Regions from separate parts of the Homo sapiens genome. Here regions 2 and 3 are each linked to region 1. A link is a contact called in ENCODE Hi-C or POLR2A ChIA-PET data. All regions are on one chromosome and are shown on one strand. The core of a region is the stretch at or near the end of the contact, and the rest is flanking DNA. Distances in the headings are between cores, read along the strand shown.

Region 1 (3,068 bases), core at 401-2,900:
GTCACCACATATTTTCAAAGGACTCCTGAAATTTGCCTAGGATGGGCCTAGGTGGAACTTAATACATACATACATACATACATACATACATGCGCGTGTGTGTGTGTGTGTGTGTGTGTATATATATATATATATATATATATATAAAGAAAATAGAGTTTCTTCCCCCAAGGAGCCAATAATAAATACAGCAAAAGAGGTAATACATCAATTCAGTCTTAACAAATGCCACAGAAAGCTAGCATGTTCCATAGAGTAAGGAAAGGTAGATCACAACTGATTGATACGATCAGTGAATGACTCATGGAGAAGGTAGCATTTTAGCATTTAGGGTCTTAAAATGGGCTTGTTTCAAAAGTTATTATGACATGAGTTACATGGAACATTTTATATTTGCTAATTGGGTAGAACCCGCAATTCAGCAGGTCATTTTCAATATTTCTATGTGTTGCTACTAATGTTAGGGAAAGCTTATTTGAGCAGCAGAGTGAAGACTACAACCCCCATTTTCCACTTTAACCTAATTTTCTTGCCATTATGCCACACTACCTTTCAACTAGTAAAGTATGGGTTATCATATTACTGTTTATATTTTTTCACTTGCCAAATTTTGGAGTCTATCGAAAAATCACATTAACAAAAATAAACCTCCCATCTCCCACTCAGAAAAAAAAAAAAAAGCAGATGAGCAAAGTTGGCAGTGGATTCGCTTTCAAACTATTACTGAACAACATTCAAAAATTCTAATAATTAACATTTCTGAACACTTACTTTAAGCAAGGATCTCCATTAAGCACCTTATAAATGCATCACTTCATTTAATCATCACAACCGTCCTAAGAGGCAGGCTTCTTTTTTTTTTTTTTGACTGAGTCTTGCTGCTGCGGGTCTCGGCTGGAATGCAATGGTGCGATCTCCGCTCACTGCAACCTCCGCCTCCCGGGTTCCAGCAATTCTCCTGCCTCAGCCTCCCAAGTAGGTAAGATTACAGGAGCCCGCCACCACGCCTGGCTAATTTTTGTATTTTTAGTAGAGACGGGGTTTCACCATGTTGGCCAGGCTGGTCTCCAACTCCTGACCTCAGGTGATCCACCCCCCTCGGCCTCCCAAAGTGCTGGGATTACAGGCGTGAGCCACAGCGCCCGGCAGAGGCAGGCATTATAATTAATCTCTTATACAGATGAAGATGCTTAGGTGCATGAAATTAAGAACTTACCCACTATCACCCACGGAAAAAGAGAAGAGTTGGGGTTTGAATCCACGCAAGAGCCCACGCCCTTAATCATTAAGCTACCAAGATATAACTCTGTAGATGGGAAACCATATCTATTAACTGGCTCTGGAATTTTAAAAGGCAATTTTATAAGTTACAAAAATAGATATGGATAATTATTTATTCAATGGAGCTGACTCACAATTCAGAACACCCAATGTGATTTATTCTTTGGTTGGGGAAACAATTATTGATCCGGTGTTGATTCATGTTCTGGAAACCACATGAAAATACCTAAGCAGCCGCAGATGCTGAGCGGAGCTGGGCCAAGTTGGTAAGAACTGCTGGTGGTAGGAGCTCCAGCATAGCGCACAGGGCGGGCCCAGAGAAAGGCGGGCCCATTGTTGGGGGATTCGGCTTCCGGAGGAGGGGACAGCATTCAGGGGTGTACCAGGCCCCAGAGGCAGCGGAAAGGGAGACTGTGGGGAACTAGGAGCAACAGCAGGTACACTCCAAATTCTATTGACGGTTCGAAATTCCCGCTTTCTCCATAGAGATTCCTTTCTTCATATTTCATTACAGTGCTCTGGGTCCATTACAGGCTTTTCTTTTCAGACACCTCTCTCACATCCGCGGGTCCTCGGCCCCCATCCTTTATTTTTGCTAGGCCGCTAAGGACGCTAGAAAGCGATTCGAAACTCCCGCTTTTTCCATAGAGATGCTTTTCTTCTTATCTCCTTACAGTGCTCTGGGTCCATACAGGTTTTTGTCTCAGGCACTTCTCTCACATCCGCGGGTCCTCGGCCCCCATCCTTTATTTCTGCTAGGTCCCTAAGGACACTAGGATGACGGAGAGGGAGCCAGGGGACCCAGGCTTCAGGACTGAGAGTGAATTCTTGAGGGGAGGTGAGGAGGAAAGAGGAGGGACCAGAGCGTGGGGCAGGCGAGCGGCGAAGGACCAACTGTGTGGGGTAGGGGAGAGGACGAGCCCCGGGACTCAAGCCAGCAGACAGGAGGACCCAAAAGGAAACGGAACTGTCACGCTCCTGTGGGGATGGTTGAAGCCAGCAGGCAAGAAGACAAAGAAGGAAATGGGACTTTCACTTGCCTGTGGGGACGGTTGAAGCTGAGCCTTGAAGGTCACAAATCAGTCTCTGCGGCTCACTAAGGAATTTGACAAGCACTGAATCACCAGCTTGACACCGAATTTCACAGGGCAAGACCATATTCACTGAAAGGATCTTGACCTAAGAAATCAGAAGAGCAGGCAATGAAGATACCTAGAAATGAATTGCCTGGCTCTGCCATTATGGCAAAAGGGATATCATGCAACGATAGCAAATGGAATATTAGTGATGGTTTTACAAGGAAATAACAGGGTCTTCTTTGGGGGAAGGAGTTGAGAGAAAATCAAGCTCAAATTTAAATGCATTTATTTCAAGAGCCAGATTCTGAGACAAAACCCTAGTAAAACCTTTTTTATTTAAAAGGTTAGGTACCAAAAAAAAAAGGTGGGGGTGGAGGGAGTTTCCATTAACTACTTCAGATTACTATGTAGCACTATTAAAGAATAACAGTACTATCAAACAGCAATTATTTTTAATTTTACTCCAAAAGGAATTTTACTGTATCATGGGAGGCTATTAACAAATATTTTTCTGCTGTAAGGATCAAGTTTTAACTATTTAAGGGATTTTATATGTAGTTGTGCTTGCATATGTCATACATAAGATAATAATTCGAGATAATAATTCAAGAAACAAAATATACAGCCAAAAATCTGAGATTTAAAAACCATTAATAATTGCTAATGCAAAATATTTCAAAAGAAGAAAATGAGATATCTTGATGAAAT
Region 2 (3,068 bases), core at 288-2,787, 760 kb after region 1:
CTCCTACTTCTACAGGGCACTTTAGATACATTGGCATTTTAAATGTTCTTTAAACAAGCTCTTTCCCATCTTTGCAGTTCTTTCTGCCTGCCTTGTCTTTTCCTTGGCTAATCACAAGGCTGGTTCTTTATCATCATCAAGGTTTCAGCACAAATGTAACTCCTACAAGGGCCCAACGACCAACTAAGTTAAAGTTACTCCCAAACATCTCCCAATCATTTGTCATCCCTCTTCAAGTTTTTTCTTCATAGAATCTATCATCAAAATTGATTATTTACTTGCTTTTTATTTTCTCCCACTAGGATATAAAGTCAACCGAAGCAGGGGCCTTATCTGTCTTATATGTAACAGTATCTCTGGCATCTAAAACAGTATTAGGCAAATAGTAAATGGCACAATAAATATTTGAATGATGAAAAATAAGTAAACTGCTCCTCTTGAATTTGCAATTTGAATTAATGGTGTCTCATTGTTAGCAGCCAATATTCTAAAACTTGACTTTCCACTCCATGCCCCTGTAACAAGTCCTGTTGATTTTCTGTCTTTGGAACCTGACTCTCTCTACCTCTTTCTCTTTTTCAGGCCATAGACTCTCCAACTCCTGCAACTGTCTGGAATTTCTTCTCTCTCCAATCCATCTCTAGTATTGATGACATAGGTAACTTTCCACAAGTCACACCATACCAAGTGCTTTACATCACCTGTTTACGTACTTATCAAATGGCAATATAGATTACAGATATATATATAAACACACACGTATATATCGGGTATGTCTACTTGGTATTTTAGGGGAAAAAACGGGTGCTGATACATAGATGGAAGACATTTTCTGATTCCAATTTGGGAAAAATAGTCTATCTTTGGTCAGGTCTTTTTTTTAATAGCTTTACTGAGGCGGTTTTCTAATTTTAAATAATCAAGCATACACAACAAACAGTGTAATGACTAAGGTTCTTGGCATACCATAGGAAACCATAACCCGGCTCCAACCCACACTGCCATTCTCATCTCTACAGTCTCATTCCCGCTTGCGTTCTCATCACCCAGCACATTACGTCAGGGTATGTTTAACACTCAAAAATCCACAAGTCTGTTCTTGACATGAATGAGAATCTCATTTCTTTCAAAATGCTATAGTCTCTAGTTACAGAAGGAGCCTGATCAAAACAACCACCAAAAGTCTTCCACTCACAGCAGTTCGGAGCCGAAAAGTTGCGGAAATGAGGCCCAGCAACGGTCCCTGGCTTTGATTTGCCAAAATGCTCTGGAAGCCGCAGCGTCGGCGCCTGCCCACCACTGCTTCTTCAGGGGTTTCTTCAGTTTGACAAATTACCAGCGAGTGATATTTCTTGGTGAAAGAAAAAAATCACAACCCTAGAGGAATAAGGTGGCAGGGAGAGTGTTTTGGCCAAGATGCCCGCCACGAAACAGGAAAGCGGAGACAGCGCCAACTGTAACCACTAAGAGAAAGCGCAAACCGCACAAGACCAGTTCAAAACCAGCGCCCTCAGGGAGCCGCTTCAGAGCTCCGCAACAGGGAAGACAGGAAGTCCCGCCCCTCCACAACAGGAAGGGCCGGAAGTCCCGCCCCTCCACTCCGGAGGCTGCCCTCGCTGCGTTCCCTACGAAGGGCGGAGCAGGAATTGGTGTAGGAAGGGGACGGGTGTTTCCTTGTTCGGAATGGGGTTGGCTCCTCTTTGATTTTTTACTTCTGGTGACCCACGCAAAAGCAGTCCCGACCTGGTTGTATTAATAATAAAGGCTGTAAGGATCAGCCTTTTGAACGGTCCAGCCGAGAACTAACCACAGAGCGCGTTTTAGTGGAGTGGTACTTATTTTTAAATAAGGTAAAAAACGATTATACTTCAGTAAAGCTGTTTAGAAAAAAAAAAACTTGGCCAAAGATGGAGAACTCTTCCTAATTTGGTATCAGAAAATAGGTCGTCTATGTATCTGCACCTTTTTTCCTTATAAAGTGGCAAATAAATGTGTCTGCTATATTTATTGCCACTAAACAAGTGTTTATGGAACACTCACTGTGTGTTTAGGCATAGTGGGGATAAAGCAGGGAAGGTGGCCCAGTTCTTTGCGGGTGAGGATCAGAGCTAGAGATTAACTGGAAAGAAAGAATAAACAATCATTTATTACAGTTGTGAGTGTTTCTAAGATAAAATACAGAGGTTTGTGAGAGCATAGAGAGGCATACCTTGTTTTATTGTGCATTTTATTGTGCTTTGCAGATACTGAGTTTACTACAAATGGAAGGTTTGAGGCAACCTTGATGGAGCAAGTGTATGGGTGCCATGTTTTTCCAACATCATGTGCTCACTTTGTGTCTCTGACATATTTTGGTAATTCCCACAATATTTCAAACTTTTTCATTATTTTTGTATCTGTTAGAGTGATCTGTGTGATCACTGATCTTTGATGTCACTACTGTAATTGTTTTGGGGGACCACAGATCATGCTCATACATTATAAAATGGCGAACTGAATCTGTTACAGGTAGTTAGGCATGAGCAAGGCAGGAGAGGGCTCTCCCCTGCCACCCACCCACTAGAAATGTTGGGTGATGGTTCAGCAATTATCACATGGCCTCTCTAAAAATGAAAATTTGGCAGCGCCAGGGAAAGGCCATTTCCTGATGGCCCACACCTGTTAACATCAAAATGTTAATTGAATGCAGGCCCCAGAGAGAAGCAACTTCCTGGGCATGCCGGTTAAGAGACAAAAGTGATGAAGTATGATTTTTCTGATACACTCCACCGGAAAAAGGAAGAAAGCCTCAGATGGGCATGTGTATAAATCCATAAAATCACTGTGTGTGCTCACTTCCCAAGGGTAAAGAGGGCTCTGAGCATGCAGGGAGCCCATCCTAAGATCATGGTTAAATGCGGCACTTGACCTTCTCTCTCTCTCTCTCCTTTTCTTTTTCTTTTTTTTTTGAGACGGAGTCTCACTCTGTCGCCCAGGCTGCAGTGCAGTGGCGCGATTTCAGCTCACTGCAATCTCCGCCTCCCGGGTTCAAGCAATTCTCTGCCTCAGCCCCCTCCCCGAGTAGCTGG
Region 3 (3,068 bases), core at 308-2,807, 730 kb after region 1:
CTGGCTCAGAGTCTGAGTATTAGAAAAAGAGAAATTTACTAAGTGTTCTTCCTGTATTACTTATTGTCTCTGAATAATACACCTAAGGGTACCCATTTTTCTTCTTAAACTTTTTATTTCCTTTTCCACTTCCTATTCCTCCCCCTACAAATAAAACGGACTCCCGAACCTCCTTTTACATATTCACTTTTGTTGATAAGGTTCCTTAAGAGTAGTGATCTCTTTTAAACTTGTCATGTTTAAAAATCCAGTGTGCTCAAGGTATTTAATAAATATTCCATTTTACTAATACAAGAGATAATCACATAATAAATCCGCAGCCTATGAACTAAAGATACTGTTTGGGATAGCTTCTCTGACATAACTGACATATTATAAATTCCTCCCTATGACTCGCAGAAGCCATTTTCTGCAATGGCCAAACTTTGTCACACCCCATCCCCCTTATAGCAAATACCACTAACTTTGGGGCCTTCAGAGTATACATAACAGTACTTTTCTCCTTCCTGAATTCCACAAACATATAATTAGCTGGTCACTTTAATTATACGCTATCATGTATTGTTTGCTAATAATCTCTTAGACATTATTTCTGTCAAAACAAATAAGAGCTGATACATTCTCTAAGTAAGTGTCATCTGTTTTAACTTTCCCTCTTCCCCACCAACCTTACACATTATATGCAAAAACCCAAGGTCAAAACACGGTCCAAATTCCAGAAACCGCCTTTATTATGCTTTACCAGTAAGTCTTCTTCACTGAACTGTAGTTGCTGTAAACTTAATATATTTAATTTCTTTAATGGAAAAATATCAAAAGCAGATGCCAAATCTGATGCAACTAACTGACAAAGGAAACACAAATCTTGCTTACTTTCACTGAAACTTTTTATAGCCATCAGATGTCTGCACTTAAAATGTTTAGTTCCTATGCCCATTACGAATAAAACAAAATTCTGTATTTCAACATGTTTCAAGCCTCAGAAGTTCCCAGACATCCTTTTCTGAGTCTGGTGTGATGCAATAATTTTTCAAATGTCATTTAAAAAAATGGGCCAGGCTGCAGGGAAAGGACCATGTCACACTCTCAGCATTCAAGCCTCAAAGGCTCCGGGGCACGAAAGGCTCTTACAACCGGTTAAGGACGGCAATGGGCTCCTTCGGCACGACTCCCGGAACCCCACCCTGGGCCAGAAAAAGGCCAGGGGCGCGGAGCGTAGGCGGAGGGCTGGGGTTCTAGGGATCTAGAAAAAGCGCGAAGCCGGAGGGCGGCGCCAGGGCTCCTCGCAGACCCCAGGGCCGCGGGACGGTGCCGGCTCGTGGGTCACACGCACCCAGGAGGCTCCTGGCTCCCGCGTGGCGGCTGTTCCAGCACGCCCTCCGACCCGCAACCGGACCCTCCAGACATCAGACTCAGTGGTCCCCCACCTCCGGTCTCCCACCTCAGGACGCAGTTCCGCGGCGTCCACCCGGCCCCCTCCCCTCAGTCCCACGCAGCGGCTCAGCCATACCCACCCCGGCTTCTCTGAGTTCAATCCAGCAGCAGCTCGAGCAGCGGCTCCGCCCCTCGGTCGGAGCCATAGAGACGTCGGCTGCCGGCCAGAGTGGCCTCAGACCGCAGCGTCGGCCGAGAGGACGCCGGGATACTGGCCAGCTCCAAGTCGAAAGGAAGCGACGCATGAGTTGTTTGGTGCGGTGGGTAGATACCTCGAGTTTCTCCTCGCCCACCGTAGGCCCCGACCCCTAAAAAGGAAACTTTTGGGACGTCAGAGTGAGAGGAGAAAAGTGTCTTTTTAGTTTAGTTTTGTCAAACCTGAGGATTCGTTTTTCAGTTTAGCCGGAGCTGTGCCGCAAACGTAGCTGCCGACATCCCCACGACGCACCCAAGTGGTGGCCCGGAAGCTGGGGATAGAAAAGTGGCCTCCCCGAATGCCAGGCACACAGGCCTTACTACCAGAAGCTTGAGCTGGGAGCCTCGGCCGTCGCATCTCTAAGGTGCAGCGATACGGCCAACTTCCTTCCGCGAAGCCCTCAGGGTGGGCAACGGAGCTTTTCACCAGACTGAGGGACCGGGCGACCTGGCCGACCGGCGGCTCCTCACCGCCCCCTTGGGGATTTCTTGATAATTCTTTGCCACGATGCGGGCGGATGTTGTGGAGCTACTGTTTGTAGATCGCAGTAGCGTGACAGCACTTAATCATGACTACTAAATCCTCAGAAGTCGAAAAAGCAAGTCCATACAGAATAGTTTGACCCTAATTAAATTGCGCTTACAAGATACAGTTTGTTTACTGGGACTTTGGCTAGGTCCCATCCCGTCTCTGCCTCAGAGTGGTGGTTGCTCTTAGCACCAAGGAAATACCAGCTTGACATTTGACTCTAGGAAGCACAGGCCCAAAAGAAGAGGCCCAAGGAGGGACATTCTTCTTTCCCTTTCCTACCTACAGTTTCTCAAACCAAGTGTCAGATGGAAAGCAAGGGGTGGTATCATCGTAATTATACAGTTGACCATAGAAAATAAATTTCAATCTCAAAGTAAACTCCTAGGCCACCCCCAGAATCTTAGAGTTTCTCAATCATAGAACTCATTTCTTGTCACAGTCTTGGTTCTTAGCCAATGTAAAACACCCAACTGACAGGGAAAATTAAACACCTTTTAACTCCCACACACCTTAAATGAGAATTTAAAGTATCTTTCAGCAAATGTATTTATAATTTTGAGTGCTTTTAGCCATGTTAAGGACAAATTTTCTCCTTCTGAATGCAGTAATAATTTGGCATTACCCTTTTGGCAGTGTGGTACAAAGTCTTATAATCTAGGCTTTATGGAGCTATTGAGGAACAACATAGATGGCTTCATGCAAACCCAAACAATGTAATAGTAGTTCTTTTCTCTGTAGTCGGTCTACTGCCTGTAGATGTTTATTCCTTTTTTTTTTTTTTTTTTTTTTGAGACAGGGTCTCCCTCTGTCACCCAGGCTGGAGTGCAGTGGTGCAATCATAGCTCACTGCAGCCTTGACCTCCTGGGCTCAAGGGATTCTCCGGCCTCAGCCTCTGGAGTAGCTGGG

The links. Hi-C counts contacts between places; a loop is a spot of excess contacts on that map. ChIA-PET counts read pairs that join two places held with the same protein, here RNA polymerase II (POLR2A). Pooled maps may share reads with other maps.
Region 2: a pooled map shows a loop between it and region 1 (5-fold over the local background). The contact joins the promoter of C5orf34 here to the promoter of CCDC152 in region 1. A Hi-C loop is called at or near these places in 5 of 50 pooled maps.
Region 3: a loop to region 1 is called in a pooled map, with 7 times the contacts of the local background. The contact joins the promoter of TMEM267 here to the promoter of CCDC152 in region 1. A Hi-C loop is called at or near these places in 2 of 50 pooled maps. POLR2A ChIA-PET finds 5 or more read pairs at or near these places in 2 of 52 experiments (BJ and CD4-positive, alpha-beta T cell).

What each region holds. Positions count from the first base shown.
Region 1 is chr5:42,755,168-42,758,235 of GRCh38, forward strand. CCDC152 (coiled-coil domain containing 152) reads left to right here and starts at 1,651. Exons shown (of 9, transcript NM_001134848.2): 1 at 1,651-1,718. RefSeq lists enhancers at 1,706-2,207, 2,208-2,707.
Region 2 is chr5:43,513,611-43,516,678 of GRCh38, forward strand. C5orf34 (chromosome 5 open reading frame 34) reads right to left here and starts at 1,538. Exons shown (of 13, transcript NM_198566.4): 1 at 1,196-1,538. It overlaps LOC124900190 (a long non-coding RNA gene), which reads left to right. Exons shown (of 3, transcript XR_007058764.1): 2 at 583-3,068. RefSeq lists an enhancer at 1,146-1,305.
Region 3 is chr5:43,482,308-43,485,375 of GRCh38, forward strand. TMEM267 (transmembrane protein 267) reads right to left here and starts at 1,558. Exons shown (of 3, transcript NM_022483.5): 1 at 1,515-1,558. C5orf34-AS1 (C5orf34 antisense RNA 1) reads left to right here and starts at 1,612. Exons shown (of 3, transcript XR_007058763.1): 1 at 1,612-1,694. RefSeq lists a silencer at 1,413-1,643 and enhancers at 1,589-2,432, 1,698-1,887.